2 separate regions of the Homo sapiens genome follow, and region 2 is linked to region 1. Evidence: read pairs that join two places in POLR2A ChIA-PET (ENCODE). Cell type or tissue: Caco-2. All regions are shown on one strand. Links, peaks and the distances in the headings refer to the core of each region. The heading gives the core; the rest is flanking DNA. Region 1 has its middle 31 kb from the start of TINCR. Region 2 holds the start of ZNRF4 (zinc and ring finger 4).

Region 1 (14,891 bases), core at 3,272-11,271:
CAGGCATGCGCCACCATGCCCGGCTAATTTTTTGTATTTTTAGTAGAGACGGGGTTTCACCATGTTGGCCAGGACGGTCTCGATCTCCTGACCTTGTGATCCACCTGCCTCGGCCTCCCAAAGTGTTTGGATTACAGGCGTGAGCCACCGCGTCCAGCCTACATTTTTCTTATTTACGTTGCCTGCTTTCTCTCCCCTAGACTGCTGGCTCCGTAATGATGGGACTTCTTTCCTTCAGGCCTGCTTGTTCCTTGCTTTGCCTTCAGAAACTAAAACAGTGTCTGAAAATGTCTAAATGAATGAATGGACAAATGAACAGGCATCCTTCTCATCAGAAGGATGGGGTGGGAGGGTAATCAGCCTCTGGCCACTTCAAGAGGCCCCTTTAGGAGGTCAGAGCTAAGAGGTACAGGGTCAGGGCCCCCCTTGATTACTGAGATTCTAATTAACTCTGGGGCCGAGAGGGCCGCTCCGCTCTGAGGAATTATAGATAAGTTTGCACCCCAGTGTTTGAGCAGTGGCTCTGTGGGGGGCGGGCGGCAGCTCTCCCTCCCCTGCCCTCCCACCCACAGCCAGCTGGCCAGGGAGGCGGGCACAGAGAGAGGTCATTTGCATAGGCAGGTAATTGGTTTTGCAAATAAATCTGGTTCTTGAAATTTGTAGATTAGTAATAATACGTCTCCAGATGAGAGAGAAAGGTCACGGATGAATAAAACAACAATTAAACTTTCAGGAGATTATTAAACTAAACAGAAACCTGGCATGGGGTGGCCGAGGGAATAAGGAGCTGGGCTGGGAAGGTGGGGGTGATGGGAGTGGGGGCATCTGCTGCCTCCGCTCCCGCTCCCAGATCCTGCTTGCCAGGGTCTGGGCAGAGTAGAACGCCCCGTGATCCTCCCAGAATAGCTTTTAGGATTCCCATTTCTCAGTCTAGAAAACTGAGGTTGAAGAAGGAAGAGGAAGAGGCCCTAGGTCACCCAGTGAGGCCACACCCCAGGCAGGAGCTGAACCCAAGCCCATTAGCTTTGCGCTGTCCTGGGTGGCAGAGAACCTCATATTGGCAAAGGGATGGGCGCAATGGCTCACACCTGTAATCAAAACACTGTGGGAGACCAAGGCGGGAGCCGTGCTTGAAGCCAGCAGTTCGAGACCGGCCTTGGCAACATGGTGAGACCCTGTCTTTACAAAATAATAATATAGGCAAGGGAATGAGATGTAAGAAAGGGCTGGCATTGACAGATGCCAATTGACAGAGGGTTTGAAGTCTGGGTGTGGTGGCTCACGCCTGTAATCCCAGCACTTTGGGAGGCCGAGGCGGGCGGATCACCTGAGTTCAGGAGTTTGAGATGAGCCTGGCCAACATGGTGAAACCCCGTCTCTACTAAAAATTCAAAAAAATTAGCCGGGTGTGATGGCACACGCCTGTAATCCCAGCTACTGGGGAGGCTGAGACATGACAATCTCTTGAACCTGGGAGGCAGAGGTTGCAGTGAGCCAACATCACACCACTGCACTCCAGCCTGGGTGACAGAGTGAGACTCTATCACAAAACAAAACAAAACAAAACAAAAAAGCAGGCAAAGGGTTCGATTCCCCTCTCTGCACTTCTTGGCTGTGTGACCAGGACAATTCCATTCTCCCGCTGTGCCTCAGTCCTTCCATGCCTATGAAATTGAGGCGAAGCATTTTATGTGTGATGTTAAATTTGCAAATGTTATTATACTTGCGTGGCAATTCAATGTGACACAGCAGCTAATGGACCGGGCACCGTGCCTGGCATGGTGTAGGTGGCTGCTTTGGGCATGCTGGGTCCTTGGCTGCAAGCAACAGAAATGTGCTCCAGGAAACAAAAGCAGAACCAAAATGTATAGGTAACTCGGGGTGGAAGGCAAGGGTGAAGAAAGACGTCAGCCAATAGGGAGAAACTGAGGAAAGGCGCCAGGTAACAGCCATCTTTCGGCCGCCCTCTGGCATGTAACCTTGGGTGAGTCACCTTTCCCCTTGAGACCTCAGTCTCCATAGCTCTAAAAGAGGGAATAGTTGTGTCTACTTTGCTTATTCAGTTTCATCATTCAAAATATTGACTGAGCCCCAAGGCCGGGCGCGGTGGCTCACTCCTGTAATCCCAGCACTTTGGGAGGCCAAGGAGGGCAATCACAAGGTCAGGAATTCGAGACCAGCCTGGCCAACATAGTGAAACCCCGTCTCTACTAAAAATACAAAAAATTAGCTGGGCCTGGTGGTGGGCGCCTGTAATCCCAGCTATTCAGGAGGCTGAGGCAGGAGAATGGCTTGAACCTGGGAGGCGGAGGTTGCAGTAAGCCGAGATCACAGTGTTGCACTCCAGCCTGGGCGACAGAATGAGACTCCGTCTCAAAAAAAAAATTGACTGAGCCCCTAATGAGTTCCAAGCATTGTTCCAGGCACTGAAGATGCAGCAGAGAACAAAACAGGCAGAAATTTCTGTCTTGGAAGCGCTGGCAGCCTAGTTGGGCAGACAGACAACGAGCAAATAAATCAAGAACATCTATAGGGTTTTAGGGTCGAGCACGGTGGCTCACGCCTGTAATCCCAGCACTTTGGGAGGCCGAGGTGGGCGGATCACTTGAGGTCAGGAGTTTGAGACCAGCCTGGCCAACATGGTGAAACCCCGTCTCTACTCAAAATATAAAATTAGCTGGGCATGGTGGTGGGCACCTATAATCCCAGCTACTTGGGAGGCTGAGGCAGGAGAATCGCTTGAACCCAGGAGGTGGAGGTTGCAGTGAGCCAAGACTGTGCCACCGCACTCCAGCCTGGGCAACAGAGCGAGACTCCATCTCAAAAATATATATATATATATACACACGTGTGTGTGTATATATATACACGTGTGTATATATATATATATATACACACGTGTATATATATATACACACATATATGTGTATATATATATACGTGTATATATATATACACGTGTATATATACATGTGTGTATGTGCGTATATATATACAGGTGTGTATATATATGTGTATATATGTATATATATGTATATATGTGTATATATGTATATATGTATACATATATGTATACACACACACACACACACACACACACACACACACATATATATATATATATACACTGAGCCCCTAATGAGTGCCAAGCATTGTTCTAGGCACTGAAGACGCACCAAAGAAGGCAGAAATTTCTTTTTTTTTTTTTTTTTGAGATGGAGTCTTGCTCTGTCACCCAGGCTAGAGTGCAGTTGTGCGATTTCAGTTCACTGCCAGCTCCGCCTCCCAGGTTCACGCCATTCTCCTGCCTCAGCCTCCTGAGTAGCTGGGACTACAGGCGCCTGCCATCATGTCTGGCTAATTTTTTGTATTTTTAGTAGAGACGGGGTTTCACCGTGTTAGCCAGAATGGTCTCGATCTCCTGACCTCGTGATCCGCCTGCCTTGGCCTCCCAAAGTGCTGGGATTACAGGCGTGAGCCACCACACCCGGCCAGCAGGCAGAAATTTCTGTCCTGGAAGTGCTGGCAGCCTAGTTGGGCAGACAGACAATGAGCAAATAAATCCAGAAAATCTGTAGGGTTTTAGAGCATGCTAAGTGCTGTGAAGAAAATCAGAGCATGGAAAGTATCAGGAAGGGACAAGAATTGGAAAGGGAGGGCAGGTTGCAATTTTTTTTTAAGAGATGGCGTCTCTCTCTGTTGCCCAGGATGGAGTTCAGTGGTGCAATCACAGCTCACTGCAGTCTTGATTTCCTGGGCTCAAGCCATCCTCCCACCTCAGACTCTTGAGTAGCTGGGACTACAGGCGCACGCCACCACACCTGGCTAATTTTTTTTTTGAGACGGAGTCTCACTCTGTCGCCCAAGCTGGAGTGCAGTGGCATGATCTCAACTCAGCGCAACCTCTGCCTCCCAGATTCAAGCAATTCTCCTGCCTCAGCCTCCTGAGCAGCTGGGATTTACAGGCACAATTTTTGTATTTTTAGTAGAGTCAGTGTTTTGTCATGTCGGCCAGGCTGGTCTTGAACTCCTGACCTCAAATGATCCACCTGCCTTGGCCTCCCAAAGTGCTGGGATTACAGACATGAGCCACCATGCCCGGCCTAATTTTTATTTTTTATTTTGTAGAGATAGAGTCTCACTATGTTGCCCAGGCTGGCCGCAAACTCCTGAACTCCAGTGATCCTCCCAGTTGCAATTTTAAACAGGGTCATCAGGGAGGCCCTACTGAGAAGAAGATTTAGACCAGAGACCTGAAGGAGAGGAAGAAGGGAACCAAAGAGAGATCTAGGGTAAAAGCATTCCTGGCAGGAAGAACAGCCTGTGCAAAGGCCCTGAGGCAGGACTATGCCTGGTGTGTTGGAGGAACAGTGAGGAGGCCCATGTGGCTGGGGCAGAGCCAAGCAAGAGGCAGAGGGGAAGGAGATGAGGTCAGGGAAATGATGGAGGGTAGATTGCGCAGGGCCTTGGAAATGACAAAGAAGACTTTGGCTTATGCCCTGAGATGGAAGCCTCACGTTCTCACTTTAGCATCTCCCTGAGGTAGTCACTAAAATGGTGAAGAGTGTCCACTCCTTTTTCCCAACCCATTCAATGGCAGAGATTGTGGGTTGGCCTCTAACATCCATTCCCCACTTTCTCCTTTACAAATGAAACCTGCCCAGCTAAAGACTGTGTTGCCCGGCCTCTCTTGCAGGTCAGTGTGACTGTCTGACATATTGTGAACAACGGGACAGAAGCAGGTGTAACCTCAGAAGAAAATAACAGGCCTTCTTCTTCCTCTTCCCCCACTGCCCCCCACCTGTGTCTGGAAGGTGGCCACCATCACAGGGGCCGGAGTAGCCACTGTGGTCCACAAGATAGAAGTTGGGGGCTGAGGAGGCAGAGCAACAAGACCGAAGGAGCCCTGGGTCCCTGGTGATTGTGGAGCCTCTGCTGCAGCCTGGGTTGATGCCCAGGTTATGAGGACAGGAGTGATGAGTGTCACCCTTGTTTAAGCCATGGTCTTATGGGTTTCTGGCAACATAGATCATGAATAATCAAAAGTTGTTGTTTTTTTTTTCGAGACGGAGTCTCACTCTGTCACCCAGGCTGGAGTGCAGTGGTGTGATCTCCACTCACTGCAAGCTCTGCCTCCTGGGTTCACACCAGTCTCCTGCCTCAGCCTCATGAGTAGCTTGGACTACAGGTGCCCACCACCACACCCGGCTAATTTTTGGTATTCTTTAGTAGAGATGGGGTTTCACCATGTTAGCCAGGATGGTCTTGATCTCCTGACCTCATGATCCACCCGCCTTGGCCTCCCAAAGTGCTGGGATTACAGGTGCGAGCCACTGCGCCCAGCTGAATAATCAAAAGTTTTGAGCACTCTCACTGCCCCTATTGCAGATTTCAGAGTTTTTGTTGTTGTTGTTGTTTTGGAGACAGGGTCTTGCTCTGTTGCCAGGCTGGAGTGCGGTGGTTCCATCACAAGCTCACTGCAGCCTCGACCTCACAGGCTCAAGTGATCCTCCCACTCAGCCTTCTGAGTAGCTGGGATTACAGGTTTGAGCCACCTTTGATTTTTTTTTGTGGAGATGGGGTGTCGTTCTGTTACCCAGGCTGGAGTGCAGTGGTGCCATCATAGCTCACTGCAGCCTTGACCTCCCAGGCTTAAGTGATTCCCCAACCTCCACCTCCTGAGTAGCTGGGACTACAGGCATGCACCACCACACCTGGCTAATTTTTAAATTTTTTGAAGCAGTTAGCGGGGGGTCTCACTGTGTTGCCCAGGCTGATCCTGAACTCCTGGACTCAAGCGATCCTCCCGCCTCACCCTCCCAAAGTGATGCGAATACAGGCATGAACCACCATGCCCAGCCTTCCAGACTTTTGCTCTTCCGTGCTAACACTCCCCTGATGCAAAACGCCCATCCTCTCTCCTCTCCTCCTCCCAATCTTCCTTTGGCTCTTGGCCTCGTTCCTCCAACCTTGCTGCAACCAAGCTGTACCATGCTACAAGCTCCACCTTGTGGCCAGCCTGGTAACTGACCTTGGCTCTCCTCTTCCTGATGCTGTCCACTTAGTTTTTTTCCAAGACTTAGTTTTATTCCAAGATATGTTCAGGGACATCCATCCTCCCCTACATTCCTTCATCTTCATATCTCCCTCCCTCTCTCTTCCAAATTTGCAGTTCCTCTAGAACCAAGCTGGGTCCTTTCAACCCCTATGTTGTGCATTTGTGGTGATTCTGTAAGGCAGAAAGGGGACCAGAGAGGGTGAATGGGCTGGCTGGGTCACACAGCCAAGCCATCCTCTCCAGAGGAAGCTGAAGAGTGAGCCTGGTCAAGAGAGGATACAGGCTGGGCATGGTGGTTCACATCTGTAATCCCAGCACTGTGAGAGGCCAAGGCAGGCGATTACTTGAGCCCAGGAGTTCGAGACCAGCCTAGGCAACATCATCTCTACAAAAGATAAAAAAATTAGCCAGGTATGGTGGCGGGTGCCTGTAATCCCAGCTACCTAGGAGGCTGAGGTGGGAGGATCGCTTGAGGCCAGGAAGTGGAGGCTGTGGTCAGCTAATATTGTGCCAGGTATATATATATACCTGGGCATGGTGGTGCACATCTGTAATCCCAGCAACTCTGGAGGCTGAGGCACAAGAATCGCTTGAACCTGGGAGGCAGAGGTTGCAGTGAACTGAGGTCACTCCACTGCCCTCTGGCCTGGGTGACAGAGCAAGACACTGTTTCAAAAAAAAAAAAAAAAAAAAAAAAAAAAAAAGAAGATTGATGACAGAGACCATGAACCTTCTGGTCTGAGGACACAGGACAGCGGGGACCCTCAGACACAGGGCCCCCCATTAGTCTTCCAGGAAATCCTTCTATCAAAGCTCAATGATCTCATTCCTTCCTTTGTTCCACAAACACTTATTGAGCAACTGCTGTGTACCAAGTCCTATTTGGGGTGCTGGAAGCAAAACACACTTGCCCTCTTCCTCCCAGGCTAGTGTGGGAAGCATGGGTGAGGTCAGACTGTGATGAAGGCACCCAGAGGAGGCCCCTGACCTGGGCCTTGGGCTTCCCAGAGGAGGTGACGTGGAGGCTGAGATGTGAAAGATGAAGAGGAGAAAGTAGCATGGTCCATGCTGAGGGAACGGCAGGAGCAGAGGCTCCGAGGTGGGGTGGGGTGGGTTTGAGCCCCTAAGAGGCAGCCAGTTGTAATAGAGGCCAACGGCCTGCAGAGCTGGGGGCGAGAGCAGGGCCTTGATCTCAAGGGCAATAGGGAGCCAAGGAAGGATTTAGAGCAAGGGAGGAGTGAGATTGGATTTGCCTTTGAGGAAGATTCCAAAGAGGAAGGACCGGAGGGCACAAGGCTTGAATTCAGGGCCCAGGACGGGGCTGTGCCTCCTTCACCACGTCCTCTGCTGCGCCCGGGCGCAAGGAGGAAGGAGAGCCGGGAGGGCGTACCTGGCAGCCAAAAGCCCAGCCGCTAATGAGCCCGGTGCGGCGCGAGCTATTTTTAGCAGCTGCTCCTCGGGACGCCTAATCGCTCCGGCCGGCTCCCGCCAGGCTGCCATGGAAACGCTCGCGCCACCGCCAGGAGCTCCCTCCCGGTCCCGGCCGGCGCTGCCCGCCCCTCAGCCCGGGGCCAGGATGATGCGTGCTGCCCCCCGCCAGGAAGGAGCCCTGCCTGCCTTCCCAGCACTGTCACTGCACGGCTGTGCGATCCCGGGACATCTCTGCCCCTCTCTGGGCCTTAGAGGGCAAGAGAGGTAAAGGCGCGCACTGGAGGCTGAGAAGCACGTTTGAATCTCCGCTGGGCCAACGACTTGGGGTGCAAGGTCAGGAGTGTCCCAGAATCTGAGCCCTCTTTTTGTCATCTGAAAAGCAAGCCCCCGCCTCATTTAACTGCGGAGAGCACCCGGCCCCGAGGAATAAGTGATTTCAGAATTCCAAACACTCATTAAACACCTACTGCATGCCAGCCATTGCCCTAAGCTCTTTTTTTTTTTTTTTTTTTTTTTGAGACGGAGTGGAGTCTTACTCTGTCGCCCACGCTGGAGTGCAGTGGGACAATGTCAGCTCACTGCAACCTCCACTTCCTGGGTTCAAGCGATTCTCCTGCCTCAACCTCCCAAGTACCTGGGATTATAGGCATGAGCCACCATGCCTGGCCTTTTTTCTTTTTTTTCTTTTTTTTTTTTTTAAGAGACAGGGTCTCGCTCTGGAGTGCAGTGGTGCAATTGTGACTCACTGCAGCGTCAGCCTCACAGGCTCAGGTGATCCTCCCACCTCACTCTCTGGAGTAGCTGGGCCCACAGGCATGCACCACCACACCCAACTAATTTTTGTATTTTTTGTAGAGACGAGGTTTCACCTTGTTACCTAGGCTGATCTCAAACTCCTGGGCTCAAGTGATCCACCCGCCTCAGCCTCCCAAAGTGCTGGGATTATAGAGGTGAGCTACCACCCCCGGCCTAAATTTTTATTTTTATTTTTATTTTTGTAGAGGCAGAGTCTTGCTTTGTTGCCCAGGCTGGGTCTTGAACTCCTGGCCTCAGGCAATCCTCCTGCCTCGGCCTCCCAGAGTGCTGGGATCACAGGTGTGGGCCACAGCACCCAGCCTGCCCTAAGCTTTCTATGCATTCACTTGATTAATTAAATCCAGAGGCATGTTACAGGTTATGCATTCACAGATGAAGCCATTGCTGCCAGGAGGTTAACTGGCTCTCCGGATATGGAGGCAAGGAAGGGACCCAGGCTTACTGGATGGGGACGCAGAGGGTGAGAGGCTTCCCTCCTCCAGGGTGCAGGTAGGGACACTGAGGCAGAGACGAGGGTAGCAAGTTGCCCAATGCTGAGAGCCCTGGAGTTGGGCTCTCTCTCGCCCACCGAGGAAAGCTATTATAGAGGGGTCGTGGGCGGGTGGCGCGGGGCAGCCCGCCAACAACTGACACCAGGGGCTATTTCAGGAAGTGTCACTCAGTCAGTTGGGACAGGCTGAGGCCCAAGGAGGGAGGACAGGAAGAACAAAGCCCTGACCTGGGCCAGGACAGGGAGGTGGAGGCAGGAAGGCAGAGTGCATGAGACTGCAGCCATGTGACCTACGGCATGTCTGCTTTGCCGCTCCGGGCCTCAATTTCCCCATCTATAGAGATGAGGTCTTGCTATGTTGCCCAGGCTGTTCTCAAATTCATGGGCTGAAGCAATCCTCCTGCCTCAGCCTCTCAAGTAGCTGGGACCACACGCACACATCACCATACCAAGTTAATTTTTAATTTTTTGTGGGCACAGGGTCTCACAGCATAGCAAGACTCTATCTCTACAAAAGAAATGAAATGGGAGAAGGGGATTTAAAAAATTAAGTTACATTTTAAAACTGACCAGGAGCAATGGCTCATGTCTGTAATCCCAGCACTTTGCGAGGCTGAGGCAAGAGAATCACTTGAGGCCAGGAGTTCGAGACCAGCCTGGGCAACATAACAAGCAAAAGTTATTTATTTATATTTTTTATTTTTTCATTTTTTATTTTTTGAGATGGAGTCTCACACTCTTGCCCAGGCTGGAGTACAGCAGTATGACCTCGGCTCACTGCAACCTCTGCCTCCCAGTTTCAAGCGATTCTCCTGCCTCAGCCTCCCAAATAGCTGGGATTACAGGCACAAGCCACCGCATCCAGCTAATTTTTGTATTTTTGTAGAGACGGGGTTTCACCATGTTGGCCAGGCTGGTCTCAAACTCTTGACCTCAAGTGATTCGCCCACCTCAGCCTCCCAAAGTGCTGGGATTACAGGCACGAGCCACCACGCCCGGCCAAAATTTTTAATTTTTTAGATACAAAAAGTTTAAAAATTAACTGAGCATGGTCATCCCAGCTACTCAGGAGGCTGAGGTGGAAGGATCCCTTGAACCCAGGACTTCGAAGCTACAGTGAACTATGATTGTGCCACTGCACTCCAGCCTGGGCAACAGAGCGAGACCCTGTCTAAAAATAAATAAATAAATAAATAAAATACAGCAAGCCACGTGCTAAAAACAGTGCCAAGTGTCACGTGATGCTACTTTTCAGCTATTATGATTCACCGATCGCATCTGCCACGGGACATCAGGCCTCGGTGGGCTCACAGGGAAGGTGGCGGAAGAGCTGGCCTCATCCCAGGTCTGAGGGTCGACCCTGAACCACGAGAGAGAGGGAGAGAGAAAAAGGAGTCCCAAGGCTGGCACACAGCTGTCCTGAGCTGGCTTCCCCACTCCCGCTTCCCACCACCCTGCCTGGCCGGTGCCTGCATTTTCACCCTTAGGGCTGCCTCCATGGCACCTGCACCAGCCCCTGGGAGGAGATGCTGGAGCTGCCCAGAGCTGGGGGCCCGAGTGGAACACAAGCCCCCATCCTCCACTCTTCCCCAGTCACCCTGGCAGCGGGGAGGGGAGGGGAAGGGAGGGGAGGCCAAGGTTACAGAGCCCCTCCCCCTGCCTGGCTATAATTAGCCCCGAGATGAATTAAACATGAGGCTGGGCTTGTCTGCAGCAGCGGAGGCAGCAGCTTCGTCCCTGACACTATAATTGTTCCCGGGCAGCAGGCAGAGGACAGGGCTGATGTGTGAGGCTGGGGGAGGTGGGGACACACTCACTGGGCACGGCTGTGGGAACACAGCTGTGTGGGGCCTGTGGACGTCTTTGGCAGGTACACGCGTGTGCCCGCATGCACATGTGTGTGGTCCTCAGGACTCTCCAGGCACGAGGGGGAAGGGGTGGTCCTTGGGCCTGGAGAAGGCTCAAGGCTCAGGAACCCCGGGATGAAGGTAGCAGCCCCACAAGGGGCATGGAGGGGGCACTCTCCAGCCCCATCTCCAGCAGCCCTGCGGTGGGGGTGGGCGGCCACCATTAAAGCTGCCAACAGCCAGCACGGTGGTTCACGCCTGTAATCCCAGTACTTTGGGAGGCTGAGGAGGGAGGATCACTTGAGGCCAGGAGTTCAGGAACAGCCTGGGTAACATAGCAAGACCCCATTTCTACAAGAAGTTTAAACATTAACTGGGTGTGGTGGCACGCACCTGTAATCCCAGCTACTTAGGAGGCTAAGGCAGGAGGAACACTTGACCCTGAAAGGTGGAGGCTGCAGTGAGCCAAGATCATGCCACTGCCTGGGAGACAGAGTGAGACCCTGTCTAAAAAAAAAAAAAAACTGCCACCATCAGGATTCACACCTTCGTGGGAAGCCACCATTCCAACCTCCCGTCACGAAGTCCCAGACTCCCTCATCCACAGCGCTATCGGGCACTCGGGCACCGTAGCTGTGGTTCCAGCATTCCGGCCGCCACCAGCCACTGTCATGCTGATGGGAACCCATCAGTCCAGTCTGCAGTGAACATGCCTGTCTGGTTCTGTCTCTCCCAGGCTGGGAGCCCCCTCAGGGCTGGGTCTCTGGACCCCGCATGGCCCAGCTCAGGTGGGATTCCCATAATGGGGGAACACTTCTGGGGTCTTTGGAGTTTGGGGAGGTGGAGAGGCTGTGGATGAGGGAAGCATCCTTTAGGTCTAGAAACATCTGCAAATTGATGGACATCCTTGGGCCTCCTGGTCATCATCTTCCCACTCCAAAAACTATTATCCATCCATTTTATAAGGGAGGGAAACTGAGGCTGGGAGAGAGCCAGTGACCTGCCCAAGTGGCACAACGAGGAAGGCACAGAGCCTGGAGGTCTTAGTGGCTCCATTAAGACCATTAGCAGGGCCGGGTGCCGTGGCTCACGCCTGTAATCCCAGCACTTTGGGAGGCTGAGGTAGGTGGATCACAAGGTCAGGAGATTGAGACCATCCTGGCTAACACGGTGAAAACCCGTCTCTACTAAAAAATTTTTTTAAAAATTAGCCGGGCGTGGTGGCAGGTGCCTGTAGTCCCAGCTACTCAGGAGGCTGAGGCAGGAGAATGGCGTGAACCCAGGAGGCGGAGCTTGCAGTGAGCGGATATCGCACCACTGCACTCCAGCCTGGGGGACAGAGTGAGACTCCATCTTAAAAAAAAAAAAAAAAAAAAAAAAAAACACCATTATCAGGCTGGGTGCGGTGGATCACGCCTGTAATCCCAACACTTTGGGAGGCTGAGAAGGGAGGATCACTTGAGGCCAGGAGTTCAAGACCAGCCTGGGCAACATAGTGGGACCCTGTCTGTACAAAAAAATTAAAAAATTAGCTGAGCATGGGGGTGCATGGGTGTGGTCCCAGCTACTCGGGAGGCTGAGGCAGGAGGATCACTTGAGCCCACAAAGGTAGAGGCTGCAGTGAGCTATGATTGTACCACTGCACTCCAGCCCGGGCCAAAGACTGAGACCCTGCCTCAAAAAAAGAAAAAAGAAAAAAAAGACCACTATTAGTCACTCACACCTTCACGAATATGGCCAACTCCCTAGGAGAGAACCCTGGATTGGATTCCAGCTGGGTTCAAAACCCAGGCTGGAAGCATTATGAGGTCTTGGGCTTTTGGATGGGGTGAGAGAGAGAGGAGGGTGACCTCAGGCCTGCTCCTCTCCTCTCTGGGCCTCAGTCTTCCCATCCAGGAGATGGGACAATGGCGACTGGAGACAGTCTTGTTGGGGGCAGGGAAGACGGTGTCAGGATCTCATTCCGGGACGCCCGCCACCTGGCCCTGTACCAGTGAAATTCATTTCCCGGACCCTGGCCCAAGAAATGGTGAAATCTCTCCAGCAGCCTGCTGATAGCAACTTTAAGTCTTTCTGCAGAGAGGAAGGGAGGTGAGAGATGGGGAGAAGAGAGGGGAGTGAGAGGCAGGGGCCTCGGTCAGTCTCTCAGCTGTAAACACTCCCTCCCTCTACTAGGATCAGTGAGCTATGATTGTACCACAGCACTCCAGCCTGGGTGACACAATGAGACCCCCATCTCTAAAAAAAAAAATTAAAAATTAAAAAAAAATTTAAAAGGCCAGGCATGGTAGCTCATGCCTGTAATCCCAACACTTTAGGAGGCTGAGGTGGGAGGATCACCTGAGGTCAGGAGTTTGAGACTAGCCTGGCCAACATGGTGAAACCCCGTCTCTACTAAAAATACAAAATTAGCCAATTGTGGTGGTGCATGCCTGTAATCCCAGCTACTCGTGAGGCTGAGCCAGGAGAATTACCTGAATCTGGGAGGCAGAGGTTGCAGTGAGCCAAGATCATGCCACTGCACTCCAGCCTGGGCAGCAGAGCAAGACTCTGTCTCCAAAAAAAAAAAAAAGCCGGGTGCAGTGGCTCACGCCTGTAGTCCCAGCACTTTGGGAGGCCGAGGCAGGCTGATCACCTAAGGTCAGCAGTTTGAGACCAGCCTGGCCAACATGGTGAAACCTGGTCTCTACTAAAAATACAAAAATTACCTGGGCGTGGTGGTGCGTGCCTGTAATCCCAGCTACTTGGGAGGCTGAGGCAGGAGAATCGCTTGAGCCTGGGAGGCAGAGGTTGAAGTGAGCCAAGATCACACCACTACACTCCAGCCTGGGAGACAGAGCAAGAACCTGTCTCAAAAAAAAAAAAAAAAGAAAGAAGAAGAAGAAGAATGTTTTCCTCATTCACAGCCCCTCCACCTCCCCAGACTCGAAAGACCCCAGGAGTATCCCGCCATTATAGGATCCCACCCGAGCTGGGATATGCAGTGTTCAGAGACCCAGCCCTAGAGAGGCTCCCAGGCTGGGGGAGACAGAACCAGACAGAAACCTCACAGCCCAAACAACCAGGCCCTGTGCAGGGGGATCTGGTGGCTGAGTACACGGGGCCCCCTACAGACAAAGAGTGTTTACACGTGGTAAATAAAGACACTCCCGGTGAGGGGAACAGCCGAGGCAAACACATGGAGGCAAAAAGCAAAAAAAAAAAAAAATCCCAAACTTCCTTTGGGAAGCCAAGACAGACAGATCACTTGAGGTCAGGAATTCAAGACCAGCCTGGCCAATATGGTGAAACACCGTCTCTACTAAAAATACAAAAATTAGCCAGGCGTGGTGGCGGGCGCCTGTAATCCCAGCTACTTGGGAGGCTGAGGCAGGGGAATTGCTTGAACCCGGGAGGTGGAGGTTGCAGCGAGCCAAGATCATGCCACTGCACTCCAGCCTGGGTGGCACAGCAAGACTTCGTCTCAAAAATAAATAAATAAATAAATAAATAAATAAAAGTATATAGAAACCCACTCTGGGCCAGGTGCGGTGGCTCACGCCTGTAATCCCAGCACTTTGGGAGGCTGAGGCAGGTGGATCATGAGGTCAAGAGATCAAGACTATCCTGGCTAACACGGTGAAACCCCGTGTCTACTAAAAAATACAAAAAATTAGCCGGGCATTGGTGGCGGGCGCCTGTAGTCCCAGCTACTCGGGAGGCTGAAGCAGGAGAATGACCTGAACCCAGGAGGCGGAGCTTGCAGTGAGCCGAGATCGCGCCACTGCACTCCAGCTTGGGTGACAGAGCAAGATTCCGTCTCAAAAAAAAAAAAAAAAGAAAGAAAAGAAAGAAACCCACTCTGGTGTCTATGGTGCATTCAAAATGACAAATCCCACAGCCAGAAAGGCTCTTGCAAAGTAGGGGTGATTGAGAAGAGCTTACACCCCCCGCCCAGAGCTATTATAAGGATAAAATGAGATAAGGAGAGTGTGTAAACCCCCAGCACATACTCAGTGCTTGCAGAGCAGCTTTTGCAACCATGGCACCAATCAAGCCCGTGTAGATCATTTTTTTTTAACAGTTATATATTCATTTCAATGTATATATTCCCCCAAATTTATATACAGCATCTACTCTACTCAAAAAAGATGTATATCTGGGTTTTCATGGCAGGATATAAAGGGTGCATTTTAGAAATAGATATATTTTGTCGGAAAACAATGAGAGGAGGAGTCGGTTTAGAGAAAAATGATGGTGGGAATGAAGG
Region 2 (14,891 bases), core at 4,193-12,192, 83 kb before region 1:
GGAAGGAAAACATTATGTCAAGGATGTGAGTTTCAAGAAGGCAGTGACTCCAGCACCATGCCTGGCACATAGTAGGTGCTCAATAAAGATTCCTTCTACAATGGAAGGATTAGTCATGAACCCTCAGGAAAAAAAAAAATAGCTTTGTGTTCCCAAGTCCTGCCTGGAAGCATCTGGCTGTGGACGCCAATAGAGATATTAGGGGGAGAAAAAAAAAAGGGTCCAAATTTTGGTTGCCTCCTCCTGCCTTTAATTATTTTGTCGACAAGGCTCACAATTCAGTAAGTCAAGGTGGCATTTGAGAGGGACGGTTCCCTTTAGCGTAGCTGACAGCTAATTTGTGGGAAGTTTAATTACAGGCAGCGTTAATTAACTGGCAGAGTACTGGGCAAGGAAGGCAGCCATCTGTTCCTAAAAACGTCCTCCCCTCCTGGGCCTGGCTGGGAGGCTGTGAGGGGTGGGCTAGAAAGAAGACAGGGTGAAGAGGCGGGGACAGAGGAGGAGGGAGGAGGGAGGACCAGGTGATGAATCACGGCCTTCTTCACACTGTCAGGGCTGAGATCTTTGGCAGCCAGCCTCCTCCAGTGGCCTCTGGGAGTGGCAGTAACAGTTTCTGGGAATCTGTCTCTCATTGGTTGTATCACGAGGAGCAGAGGGTGTGGGACAGAGGAGGTGAAGAGCCCACTATTCTTAGCCCATATTAGAGAGGGTTGGCACCTACCAAAGGAGGTTGGGAGAAGGAACTGGGACAGAGCCAGGGGTGAAGGACACACTCAGCAGTCTTGGCCTAAGAGGGACAGATCACTCTGTCCCTGTTCCACAATGAGCTCCTTCATTCTGACCATTCTTCATGGGGATGGTACAGAAATAGCAACAGCCTCTGGAGGTGGGTGCTTTTTTTTTTTCTTTTATAAAGACAGAGTCTCGCTCTGTCACCCAGGCTGGAGTGCAATGGTGCAATCATAGCTCACTACAGCCTCAACTCCCCGGGCTCAAGCAACAATCCTCTGGCCTCAGCCTCCCAAGTAGCTGGGACTACAGGTGCACGTCACCACACCCGGCTAATTGTTAAATTATTCGTAGAGATGAGGGTCTCTCTGTGTTGCCCAGGCTGGTCTCAAACTCCCGGGTTCAAGTGTTTCTCCCACCTCAGCGTCCCAAAACCAAGATTACGAAGCCGAGTTTGGGATTACAGGCACGACCCCCTGACTTACAGAGATGGGCTTTTGAAATTGAATCTTAGCTTTGTCCCTGCTGTTTGCCCTGGGGCAAGTCACTTAACCTCTCTGGGTTCAGTTTCCTCATCTGGAAAATGGGTTTGATTAGAACAGAACCTATTGCTATTTGTCTGTCTTTTTTTTTTTTTTTTTTTTTTTTTTTTGACACAGAACTTCACTTTGTTGCCCAGGCTGGAGTGCAGTGGCACAATCTCAGCTCACTGCAACCTCCGCCTCCCAGGTTCATGCAAGTCTCATGTCTCAGCCTCCTAAGTAACTGGGATTACAGGCGCCTGCTGCCACACCCTGCTGATTTTTTGTATTTTAGTAGAGACGGGGTTTCACCATGTTGCCCAGGCTGATCTCGTACTCCTGAGCTCAGGCAGTCTGCCCATCTCAGCCTCCCAAAGTGCTAGGATTACAGGCGTGAGCCACCATGCCCGGCCTGTCATTTATCTTTCTAGACTAATTAAGCCCAAGTATTTTCAGGCTACTGAAGAGATCTCTGTTATTACGAGAACTGTGTATGTGTATTCAAAGGTGCAAAGTGTTCAATAAGGTTGAGAACTCCTGTGCCTTCTGCAACTCTGGGCCCTCGCATATGCTGTTCCTTCCACCTGGAACACCCTTCCCACCCCTGCCCAGTGGCTTCGGTTTTACTTATGAGCCTTGACGTGGAAGCCTCCTCCCTGGGAAGCCTTCCCGGGCCCGCCAGGCTGGGGCAAGTGCCTCTCTGGTTGCCCGCAGGATCTGCGTGTCCTCCATCACAGCCCTAATCACCCTGTCCCCGCCTGGTCACACTCCGACTTCCCCACTGGACTGGAAGCCCCAGGCAGGCAGGGACTGGGTGCCCAGCACAGGCCTGAAGAAGTAGGTAGTCAGTGCTTGTGTGGACAAACAGCGAGAGCTATGACCCATACATTGCAAGGTAGAGGCCAGTGGAATTCAAAGTCAGAGCCGTTTAAAAATGGGCCAGGCCAGGTGCAGTGGCTCACACCTGTAATTCCAGCACTTTGGGAGGCCGAGGCAGGAGGAACACTTGAGGTTAGGAGTTCAAGAGCAGCCTGGCCAAGATGGTGAAACCCTGTCTCTACTAAATACACAAAAAATTAGCCGGGCAAGATGGCGGGTGCCTGTAATCCCAGCTACTTGGGAGGCTGAGGCAAGAGAATCACTTGAACCTGGGAGGTGGAGGTTGTAGTGAGCCGAGATGGCGCCACTGCACTCCAGCCTGGGTGACAGAGCGAGACTCTGTGTCAAAAAAGAAAAAAAAAAGATGGAACTGCTGTTCTTGAACATTTCAAGCCAAGCCACTAGGAGGGACCCCTCAGAGCTCTGATATCCTCACACAGTCAGGGCAGTCCTGGGGTCGGGGAGTCCTCAGAAATAAGTTCAAATCCTGGCTCTACCACTGCTCTGCTGTGCAACCTTGGCAAGTCGCTTTCCCTCTCTGGGCTCGGTTTTCTCAGCTGTCATTCGGATGTGCCTCGTTTCTGGCCCCTCCACATCTCAGCCGAGGGCTCTGCCTCCAGAACTGGCCCACTTTCACTCGTCCACGCCCACCCATCGGCTCCTGCCTGGATCAAGACCGTCACTTCCTCCCTCTCCACACCTCTCCACCCGTCACTCTCCGCATCAAACGAAGCCTTTAAAAGCATTAATCAGCTCCCTGTGGCAAAAGGCTTGAACTGCCACTTCACCAAAGAAGACACACAGATGGCAAAAAAAAAAAAAAAAAAGCACGTGCAAAGATGCTCAATGCCATTAGTCATTGGAGAAATGCAAATCCAAACCACAGTGAGATATCACTTCACACTTGCTAAAATGGCTAAAATTCTTTCAGCTGACAATACCAAGAGCGGGTGAGGATGGCGAGCATCCGAAGCTCTCCTACGCTGCCCATGGGAAGGCAAAACGGTGCAACCCCTTAACTCCTTATGAAGTTAGACATACATGCACCAAACCCCCCACAGCAATCCCACTCCAGGGAACTCCCCCAAGAGAGATGGAAACACACGTCCGTGCAAAAACCCGTACCTGGCAGTTTCTAACAGCTCTATTCCTAATCTCCCCAAACTGGAAGCGATCCAGCAGGTGTGTTTGCATAAACACACCGGGTCACCTCCACGCAGCGGAGTGCTATTCGGCAGTCATAAGGAAACAGCACCCGAGACACGCAACAATGTGGGTGATATTCAAATGCATTCTGCAGAGCGAAAGACGCCAGACACAAAAGGCCGCCCGCTGTATGCTCCCATTTATAATGATGTTCTGGAAATTGCTCTGGGAACCCCCGGGTGTGTCTTCTCCTCCAGGAAAAGGCTAGGGGCAGAGACTAGGGTGTGTGTGTGTTTGTTGGGGGGGGCGGGGGGAGGTGGAGGTGGGAGTTGGTTGGGACGGAGTCTTGCTCTGTTGCCCAGGCTTGAGTGCAGTGGCGTGATCTCGGCTCACTGCAACCTCCGTCTCCTGGGTTCAAGCGATTCTCCTGCCTCAGCCTCCCGAGTAGCTGGGATTACAGGCACCTGCCACCACGCCCAGCTAATTTTTGTGTTTTTAGTAGAGTGGGGTTTCACCATATTGGCCAGGCTGGTCTTGAACTCCTGACCTCAGGTGATCCACCTGCCTTGACCTCCCAGAGTGCTGGGAGTACAGGCATGAGCCACCGCGCCCAGCCTGTTTTTTGTTTGTTGAGACAGGGTCTTGCTCTGTTGCCCAGGCTGGAGTGCAATGGTGTGATCGTGGCTCACTGCAGCCTCAACCTTCTGGGCTCAAGCAGTCCTCCTGCCTCAGCCTCTCAAGTAGCTATGACCACAGGTGCACACCACCATGCCTGGTTTGTTTTTGTTTTTGTTTTTGTTTTGTTTTTTGTTTTTATTTTTGTTTTGTTTTTGTAGAGACGGGTCTCACCATGTTGCCCAAGCTGGTTTCAAACTCCTGGACTCAAGCGATCCTCCCACCTCAGCCTCTCAAAGTGCTGGGGTTACAGGCGTGAGCCACCATGCCTGGCCAAGACAGGTTTTGTCCACTGAAGCATTCCTGGTAGAGGACAAAGGGACATAAGGAAACATTTTAGGGAGATGGGACTGTTCTGTATCTTGATAGTGGTGGGGTTACGTGATTGTGCATTTGTCAAAATTCATAGACCTGTAGACTAAACATTAATGACCACTTCTCCTCTGCTCCCAGACGCAGTCTCCTCTGGCTACACTGCCCATTTTGACGTTTCCTGCCTGAGGACCTCTGCATTTGCTGTTCCCTCTGCCTGGAATGCTGTTCCCCATATCTCCCTTCATGTCTTTCTGTGGTTGAATCTTTCCAATCTATTTTTTTTTTTTTTTTTTTTGAGTTGGAGTTTTGCTCTGTCGCCAGGCTGGAGTGCAATGGAGCAATCTCAGCTTACTGCAACCTCCACCCACCTCCCAGGTTCAAGCGATTCTTCTGCCTCAGCCCCCCAAGTAGCTGAGACCACAGGTACATGCCACCATGTCCGGCTAATTTTTTGTATGTTTAGTAGAGACGGGGTTTCACCATATTAGCCAGGCAGGTCTCGAACTCCTGACCTCATGATCCACCCACCTCGGCCTCCCAAAGTGCTGGGATTACAGGCGTGAGCCACCACGCCTGGCCAAATCGTTCCCATCTTTTAGGTCTCTGCACATATGTCACCTCCTCAGGGAGGCCCTCCCTGATCACTCCTAACTAAATTCACCACCCCCCTCCATAACCCGCTATTCCATCACCATGTTGCACTAAAAAACAAAAACAAAAACAAAAAAACTGCAATTCATTAGATAATAAATTCCCTGAGAGTGGGGTCTCTCTTGGTCACAGCAGTGTCCCCAGCACAGCACTAGCGGATAGCAGGTGCTCATTAAATATGGATCAAGAGGCAGGAGTTTGAGATCAGCCTGCGCAACATGAAAAAACCCACTACAAAAATTAGCCAGGCATAGTGGCGCATGCCTGTAATCCCAGCTGATTAGGAGGCTGAGGTAGGAGAATCGCTTGAACCCGGGAGGTGGAGATTGTGGTGAGCCGAGACTGCACCACTGCACTCCAGCCTGGGCAACAGAGCAAGACTATGTCTCAAAAAAAAAAAAAAAAAGAGAGAGAGAGAGAGACAGTCGAGTGAAAGAGCAAAGCACACAGGGCTCTGTGAACCCGGGTTTGAATTCAGGCTTGGCCCCTGGTATGCTGTGTGGCTTCAGGTAAATCGAATCACCTCTCTGTTCCTCATCTGGAAGGTGGAATTAACATGCCTCTCTTGCAGGAGTGTGGGGAGGTTTAATCCAGCAGGCACCAGCCCTGAGCTCCCTGAGTCCTCCTGTGGGCAAAAGCCCCAGTCCTCATTTGCAGATGCCCTGGAACCTACCTAGCCTCGCCCAGCCAGGGTGCAGCCTCAGGGAATGCTTGCTGAATGGCAGAATAGACAAATCAGTGACAACACAAGCAAATGCCTTTTCCTGGTAATTAAGTTCACTTGGTAATTAAGTCCTCAAACATCCCAGCCCTCCCTCATCTTAGCCCTAAGGACTTATTTTGCAATTCTCCAAAATGCTCAGAATCAACTGCACCGCCCGTCCCTTCACACGGACTGTGAACCAGGCATCGCCTGGTGTGCTCTTTCCCCCAACTTCCACTTTTCTTGCCAAGTTCCTACTTGTCCTTCAAGTCCACTTGAAATCTCCCCTCCTCCAGGAAGCCTGCCCTGAACCCCATTATCTGGGCTCCCTCAGCCCTGGCTGTCTGGGTCCATCTCTTACCCAAGCCTGGGGCTCCTTGAGGGCTGGGCAGGGGCTGGAGAACTCTTGGAGTCCGCTGTGTTTCCCAGCGCAGATGTGGGCACCCAGTGGGGAACCCTAAATACTCAGTGAGTGCATTCATGGGGCCAGGGTTCAAATCCCAGCTCAGTCACTTTGCGGCTTTGTAGTCCTAGTGAGTCTGGTCCCCTGTCACAGACTCAGTTTCCCCCCTCTAGAAGATGGGGTGTCCACAGGAACCTGGCCCTGGATGCAGGGGGTCAGCGGAGTTTCCCGCAAGGCACGGTCACAGGCTGCAGGCTGCATTGCTCAGTGGCAGTGCTGGTGGCTCCTGCCATCCCCGAGTGCCCCCCTCCTCTGGGGCTCAGTTTCCCCATTTGGCCACACTCCCCCTTAGACAAACACAGACGGGGCGCCACCTGGCTGGGCAGGAGGGGGCCTCGGCAGCTTCTCACGAAGAACAGCAGCCAAGGTGGGGGCTGGCGGGGCTGGCACAGGCCGGCCTCGTTAAGCTGCCAGTCCTTGGCACCACTCTGCTTTCGTGGAGGCGTCTGGAGAAGGGCCCAGGCCTGGCTGTTGGGGGACTGAGGAAGCTGGGATGAAGCTGAGACCCTTTTTCAGAGGGGGCAGGCCCTGAGTGATGGCAAGGAGTTCTATGTTCACTTATTAAGCATCTACTGGATGCCAGACCAGGCTACTCAGGCAGGGCGTTTGCCCGTGCTGTTCTAGCTGCCAGGATCGCGTTTCCTGTTCATAGCACTATCCACTGCTCATTCTGATCTCAGTCTAGAAGACACCACCTCCAGGAAGCCTTCTAGATTCTCTAGAATAAGCCAGGTGCGGCCGGGCGCGGTGGCTCATGCCTGTAATCCCAGCACTTTGGGAGGCCGATGCGGGCGGATCACGAGGTCAGGAGATCGAGACCATCCTGGCTAATGCAGTGAAACCCCGTCTCTACTAAAAATACAAAAAATTAGCCGGGCATGGTGGTGGGCGCCTGTAGTCCCAGCTACTCGGGAGGCTGAGGCAGGAGAATGCCGTGAACCTGGGAGGCAGAGCTTGCAGGGAGCTGAGATGGTGCCACTGCACTCCAGCCTGGGCGACACAGCGAGACTCCGTCTCAAAAAAAAAAAAAAAAAAAAGAATAAGCCAGGTGCCTCCCTTTGGGTTGGCACGGTGCCTGAGTTTTCCCCATCACAGTTTGATCACTCAATATTTTATTTTTAGAGGTGGGGTCTTGCTCTGTGGCCCGCTGCTGGAGTGCCACAGCATGATCAGAGCTCACTGCAGCCTCAAACTCCCAGGCTCAAGCGATGTTCCCGCTTCAGCCTCCCGAGTAGCTGTGATCACCCAATATTATAACTGGGCTGTGGGCAGGTCACTTAGGCCATCAACAAATGCAAACAGAGCACTTCGTACGTGGTAGGCACTATGCTTAGCACCGTCCATGCTCAGCGAACCCCGCAGTGCAGGTGCTGATGCTGCCTCCTCTTTACAGAAGGGGCAACTGAGGCTCACAGTGGCTGAATGGTGGAGTGAAGCCACATGGCCTGGAGTCTGGTGCACAGAAGGGCCCGGGAAAAGCTCATTTCCATCCCCAGGGACAGTGAGCTCACTCACCACTGAAGGAGGCCTAAGCTGGAGGTGTGGGGATTCATTCATTCAACAAATATGTATTGGGCAGCCATTGAAGGCCAGGTTACTCAAGTGTGTCCGAGTGACAGGTGGTGTTGGACGCCTCCAACATCTGTTGTCTTGTCCTCCATAGTAATAGAAGCCCTGGTTTTCAGCTGCACAGTTGGCCATTCAGAATAAATACTACATTTCCCAGCAAGCTTTCTGCCAGGCATGGCCACGTGACTAATTCTGGCCAATGCAGTGTGAGCAGAAGTGGTGCCTGGGATTTCCAAGAAGTGTCCTTAAAGGGACAGGGTGAGCTCTTCCTCACTCTTTCCTCCTCATTGCCTGGGAGGCAGATGTGATGGCTGGAGCTCACGCACCTGCCTTGTCCCACGAGGAGGAGGCCATTTACTGAGGATATGGTGGATGGAAGGAGTCTGGGCTGCAGACACCCCAGCATCTCCATGCCATCCCAGGAATGACTACTCACATTCCACATTCAGAAGCAAATCAGCCCTGTACGCCTACACCGCTGTGGTTGGGTCTTGCTTACCACAGCCAACCCGAGCCTGACCGCTACATTTGTCCCTCTCTGCTTCTGTTTTTCCACTCTTGCCTCCTCTCATGCCTGCTGGACTGAAAAACCTGCCTCTGCTTGGTAGCACTGGGCTGCAAGGGCCATCCACAGTGGCCAAGGCAGTGGCCTCTAGATAGTGTGGCCTCCGTCTGTGGCAGTAGACAGAGCAGGGGCAGGAGTGCCACCAGGGGCCGGGCATGGTGGCTCACAAATGTAACCCCAGCACTTTGGGAGGCTGAGACTGGCAGATCACTTGAGGTCAGGAGTTCGAGACAAGCCTGGGCAACCTAGCAAAACCCCCGTTTCTATTAAGATACAAAAATTAGCCGGGCATGGCAGCATGTGCTCGTGGCCTCAACTGATCTGCCCGCCTCGGGCTCCTAAAGTGCTAGGATTACGGACATGAGCCACCATGCCCGGCCTTTTCTCCCTTTCTTAGAAGGAAAACCTCTGCAAAGATCTTATTTCCAAATAAGGTCCATTCACAGGGGTTGGTCAGAACCAGGGGTTAGGGGTTCAACATCTCTATTTGGGGCCCACCCACTACATGGTACAAGAGATTTGTGTGGGAGGTGATCTCAGAAGCTGTGGGAGGGGAGAGAAGTGGGTGGGGAAGGGAAGGAGACAGTAGCGGGCTCATTGACAAGACAGTACTGGGTTCGTTGACTTATGGAGCTCATTCGACTGGGGACCTCTAGGAGATATGGTAGAACATACTTCGATTTGTCCCATAAGAGGGACGAGGGAGTGGGGGCATTTATCTACCACCTCCCATCTGTCACTGGCTGAGGGCTGCTCTGAGAGGTATTAGGCCAACACAGAAAATCTAAAGACTAAGTAGTCAGCCTGGCAAAGTGAAGTTGAGGAGCAAGAATTCTGTTCCAGGCAGAGGGAACAGCATTTGCAAAATTCTAGAGGTGAACAAAGCAAGATGCCTCTGGGACATTGCAAATCATCCAGGCTTCAGAGATTGGCAGGCGCCCAACCACAGGGGTGCATGTAGGCCACAGAGAAGAGTGTGGGCTTTATCTGGAGGGCAATGGGGAGCCATGGGAGAGTTTAGAGCATGGGAAAGACTATGTTACAGGTCTGGAAGCTGAGGCCCAGAGAGGCTAAGGAATTTAGCTGATGTCATACAGCTTATGAATGGCAGAGACAGAAATCCGACTTGAGTGGGCTGCAGACAGATTGAGGGTGTGAAATTTGGGGGATGGGGACTGGGGAGGAGGTGAGGCTGATGCCCAGGGCTGAAGCTCAGGCAGGGGGCACAGTTGGAGACCCAGCTGGAGAGGCAATGCTATAGGGAGAGAGAATGAAGCTGGTGCAAGCCTGGAGGCCAACCTGGCGGTGCGGACTTGGGACCACTGACCCCCACCAGCCCCACCCTGACCCTGGCACTTGACTCTCCCTCCAAATCAAGTCCAGGAGGGCTCTGAGGATATATGGACTCAGACCTGAGTCCGGATAAAAGAGCCAGCTACGGAGAGAAAGGGCTTTCCAGGCAGGAGGCCCAGCCCATGCAAAGGCCCTGGGGCAGGATCCTGCCTGGTGTGTTGGAGGAACAGCAAGGAGATCTGTGTGGCTGGAGCAGAGTGAGGGATGGTGACAGGGGGTCAGGAATTTGGGTTTTAAGCACTGATCTCATTGTAGGGGGGCGTGGCTTGAACAAGTCTGGGTCACTCTTGGAGTCTCAGACAAGGGTAACATTGAACCTTCTACAGTGTGTTGCTAGGAACCTCCAGAAGCTGATGCTGGTAGCGTCTTCGCACAGTGAGGGCTGAATCTGCACTGCTGGGGGCCGGCAGCCCTTTTGAAGCATCCCTGGGCCTCCTTGGGTCCAAAGATACCCTGAGCCTTCAAGAAGTTATCTCAAAGCTTGCCCGGGTACCGGCAAATCACAGACCTAGGAATGATCCATTGGCCACAGGCCCAGGCAGCTGGCAGCTCCTGGGACAGAATGTAGCAGGGCGATGTCACAGAAGCTGGGGGCATCTAGAACCCTGGTGACTCCTGGTCTCCATGTCATCTGCCAGAAAGGCCACCTGCGCCAGCACCTCCTGAGACCGGCCTTCAAAGACACGACGCATGCCGCTCTGCCGTCCGGAGCACTTAATGCCTAGAGCCAGCAGGGTCCCAGTGGCCGCGTCACTGCCTCTGAGCCACGCGGTCATTCCAACTCAACTGCCCTCGCGTCCTGGCCACAGGCCCCCTGGGAGACCCCGGAGATGCCCAAAGGCCTCATGCCTGCCGCCTCCAGTGGGACCTAGCAGCACACAGACAGCGAAGCGGGTGACCATGGGGTGGCCACGGCCGGGCCGAGCCCTCGTGGCAGTCAAAGCCTTGCTGGTCTTGTCGCTGCTCCAGGTGCCCGCGCAGGCAGTGGTACGGGCCGTGCTGGAAGACAACTCGAGCTCGGTGGACTTTGCGGATCTGCCGGCGCTGTTCGGCGTCCCCCTGGCCCCCGAGGGCATACGGGGCTACCTGATGGAGGTCAAGCCAGCCAACGCGTGCCATCCCATCGAGGCCCCGCGACTGGGCAACCGCTCTCTGGGCGCCATCGTGCTGATCCGCCGCTACGACTGCACCTTCGACCTCAAGGTGCTGAACGCCCAGCGCGCCGGCTTCGAGGCGGCCATCGTGCACAACGTCCACTCCGACGACCTCGTGAGCATGACCCACGTCTACGAGGACTTGAGGGGCCAGATCGCCATCCCCTCAGTGTTCGTGAGCGAGGCCGCCTCGCAGGACCTGCGGGTCATCCTGGGCTGCAACAAGTCGGCCCACGCGCTGCTCCTGCCCGACGACCCACCGTGCCACGACCTGGGCTGTCACCCCGTGCTGACCGTGTCCTGGGTGCTGGGCTGTACCCTGGCCCTGGTCGTATCAGCCTTCTTTGTCCTGAACCACCTGTGGCTCTGGGCCCAGGCCTGCTGCAGCCACAGACGGCCGGTGAAGACGTCTACCTGCCAGAAGGCCCAGGTCCGCACCTTCACGTGGCACAACGACCTGTGTGCCATCTGCCTGGATGAGTATGAGGAGGGCGACCAACTCAAGATCCTGCCCTGCTCCCACACCTACCACTGCAAATGCATTGACCCCTGGTTCTCCCAAGCCCCCCGGCGCTCCTGCCCCGTGTGCAAACAGTCGGTGGCCGCCACAGAAGACAGCTTTGACTCCACCACCTACAGCTTCAGGGACGAGGACCCCTCCCTACCGGGCCACCGGCCCCCCATCTGGGCCATTCAAGTCCAGCTACGCTCCCGGAGGCTGGAGCTGCTGGGCCGCGCCAGTCCCCACTGCCACTGCAGCACCACGTCCCTGGAGGCAGAGTATACCACTGTCTCCTCAGCCCCTCCTGAGGCCCCTGGTCAGTAAAGATCTAGGGCAGGGAGGGGGGTGCAATGAGGAATGTTTCTGGTCTGAAAAGAATAAAGTGGGTTTGAAAGCGGATTCTCAGCCTCGCTGCTGTTGGGCCACCCGCCTCTGACTGGGGTTGGGGGACACCCATCCCCATCAAGCCTAAGGCCAATCCCCGTTTCTGCGGGCGGGAGAGCGAGGGGTGGTGAGGGCTGGGGGGCCTTTTTGGGGCGGCTGTGACCGTGGTGCCGGAGTGGCTTTGAGACGGGTCGTCTGTGCTTTGGTTCCAGTCCCGGGCACACGGGTCACTCATCCTGGATGGCCTTATTCTTCATTCACATTTTTTCTTTTAAAATAAACGTTTTATTTTGGAACTGGTTTAGATTTCCAGAAAAGTTGCAAAGGTGCCATAGAGTTCTCCAACCCCTTTTACTCCGTTTCCTCTTATGTCTCATGGGATCCCAGGTGTGATGGGATGGGAGGCCGAGGTGGGAGGTTCGCTCAAGGTTAGAGGTTTGAGACCAGCCTGGGCAACATAACAAGACCCCACCTCTACAAAAAAATTTTCTTAGGCCGGGCGTAGTGGCTTACGCCTGTAATCCCAGCACTTTAAGAAGCCAAGGCGGGCGGATCATGAGGTCAGGAGATCAAGACCATCCTGGCCAACATGGTGAAACCCTGTCTCTACTAAAAACTACAAAAATGAGCTGGGCGTGGTGGTGCGTGCCTGTAGTCCCAGCTGCTCGCTACTCAGGAGGCTGAGGCAGGAGAATTGCTTGAACCCAGGAGGTGGAGGTTGCAGTGAGTTGAGATCACGCCACTGCACTCCAGCCTAGCGACAGTGAGGCTCCGTCTCAAAAAAGAAAAAAAAATTCATTAGCCAAGTGTGGTGATACATGCCTGTAGTTCCAGCTACTTGGGAGGCTGAGGTGGGAGGATTGCTGGAGCCTGGGAGGTGAGCTATGATCACACCACTGCACTTCAGCTCGGGCAACAGAGTGAGACCCTGTCTCAAAAAAAAAAAAAAAAAATGCAAGGAGGCAAGGGAGTTTTCTGGGCAGTGAGGGGGCTGTTTGACCATGCTCCGACGAGAAATAGCTACTAGGTGAGGTCATAGGAGCAAAAGGGTCAAGGTCGCCTCTGAGACATTCCCTGGAACAGTGTGAATGTGAGAGTCACGTGCAAGATTCCGACTGAAGCCCAAGCAACCTCCAGAGAGCGCCCACTCTGTGCCAGACGCGGTTCCAGGCACACAGACACAGCAGTGAACAAAACAGGGGAAAGTCCCTGCTCTCCAGGGACTGCTATTCCAGGGTGGGGGATAGATACAAAGTATATAATTAAATAAATGAGCAGGGAGATGTCAGCACGAGATAAATCCTGGGGCTAAAACACAAGGGGGTCATGAGATGGAGAGAGCTTGGCGGATGATCAGGGAGATCACGGAGGAAACATGAGAACCGAGACTCAGGGCCGGGCACAGTGGCTCACGCCTGCACTCCCAGCACTTCGGGAGTCTGAGGTTAGCAAATCGCTTGAGTCTAGGAGTTCGAGACCAGCCTGGGCAACATAGTGAAACTCCATCTCTCCAAAAAAATACAAAAATTAGCGGGGTATGGTGGTGCACACCTATAGTCCCAGCTACTCAGGAGGCTGAGACGGGAGGATCACCTGAGCCCAGGAGCTCAAAGCTGCAGTGAGCTATGATTGCACCACTGCACTCCAACCTGGGTGACAGAGTGAGACCCTGTCTCAACAAAAACAAAAACAAAAAACACAAACTGAGACTGAAAGGGGAGGAAGGAGGCGTTAGTGCAGGAAGGATATTCCAGGCAGAGTGTACAGCCCATGCAAAGGCCCTGCGACAGGACTGCACCTGACATGTTGGAGGAACAGCCAGAAGCCCATATGGCAGCAGCAGAGTGAGTCAGAGGGGAGAGGGAGGAGCGTGGGAAGGGGATAGGGCAGGTCGTGCAGGCCCTCGTAGAGCTTAGTAAGGAACAGATTTTGGGCCAGGTGTGGTGGCTCACGCCTGTAATCCCAGTACTTTGGGAGGCCGAGGCGGGCAGATCACGAGGTCAGGAGATCAGGATTATCCTGGCCAACACGGTGAAACCCCATCTGTATTAAAAATACAAAAAATTAGCCAGGCGTGGTAGCGTGCACCTGTAACCCCGGGTACTCGGGAGGCTGAGGCAGGAGAATCGCTTGAACCTGGGAGGCGGAGGTTGCAGTGAGCTGAGATCGCGCCACTGCACTCCAGCCTGGGGACACAGAGACACTCCGTCTCAAAAAAAAAAAAAGAAAAAAGAAACGGATTTGTTCTGGGGTGCTGACTAAAACCACTGGAGGGTCTGGGATCAGTGGCTCACGCCTGTAATCCCAGCACTTTGGGAGGCCGAGGTGGGTGGATCACCTGAGGTCAGGAGTTCGAGACCAGCCTGGTCAACATGGCGACACCCCATTTCTACTAAAAATACAAACATTAGCTAGGCATGGTAGTGCGTGCCTGTAATCCCAGCTACTCGGGAGGCTGAGGCAGAGAATCACTTGAATCTGGGAAGCAGAAGTTACAGTGAGCCAAGATCACGCCACTGCACTCCAGCCTGGGTGACCGAGGGAGACTCTGTCTCAGTAAAACAAAGGAAAGAAAAGAAAAGAAAAGAAGAGACACAGAGACAAAGACACAGGGAAGACAGCCACGTGACAACGAAGGTAGAGATTGGAATGATGCAGCCACAAACTTGTTACCTCCTCTTTTTATGAAGACACCAGTCATACTGGATTAGGGTCCATCTTAATGACCTCATCTTAACTTGATTACGTCTGCAAAGATCCTATTTCCAAATACGGTCGCATTCCCAGATATCAGAGGTCAGGACTTCAGCATATTTTTTGAGAGGATGCAATTCAACCCATAACATAGGGGTGAGAGGGAAGGAGGCCCAGCTTTGGGGAATTGCCAGACCTGGATTTGAAGCTGGCTTTGCTGTTTCTGGCTTTCTTTGAGATGATGGGCATGGCCATTTCTCTCTCTGATCTCTACTTTATGGATATGGAAAATGGACATCCTAACAGCACGTACCTCATATTGTTCCTGGGAGATTTTAAAGAGGTACTTCATGCAAATACAATTTTTTTTTTTTTTTTGAGACTGAGCCTCGTCGCCCAGGGTGGAGTGCAGTGGCATGATCTTGGCTCACTGCAACCTCCACCTCCCAAGTTCAAGTGATTCTTCTGCCTCAGCCTCCCAAGTAGCTGGGATTACAGGCATGTACCACCACACCTGGTTAATTTTTGTGTTTTTGGTAGAGACGTGGTTTCACCATATTCGCTAGGCTGGTCTCGAACTCCTGACCT

The links. ChIA-PET counts read pairs that join two places held together with the same protein. Peaks named below come from ENCODE experiments on the same cell type or tissue, not always from the same donor. Only the 100,000 strongest peaks of a DNase experiment are listed, where the experiment ranks them.
Region 2: POLR2A ChIA-PET joins it to region 1 with 5 read pairs; 4 of 35 experiments call an interaction of 5 or more read pairs at or near these places.

The regions. Positions count from the first base shown.
Region 1 is chr19:5,529,125-5,544,015 of GRCh38, forward strand. No RefSeq gene overlaps it. Among named protein-coding and RNA genes, the nearest start is that of TINCR, 31 kb to the right of the region's middle. RefSeq lists enhancers at 7,360-8,023, 8,024-8,687. In Caco-2, for the core only: a CTCF peak has its summit at 6,012 (motif pointing left); no DNase peak of the experiment used is centred there.
Region 2 is chr19:5,445,233-5,460,123 of GRCh38, forward strand. It overlaps ZNRF4 (zinc and ring finger 4), which reads left to right and starts at 10,185. Exons shown (of 1, transcript NM_181710.4): 1 at 10,185-11,624. The coding sequence starts at 10,260. The coding sequence ends at 11,549. In Caco-2, for the core only: no CTCF peak of the experiment used is centred there; a DNase peak (open chromatin) is centred at 7,859.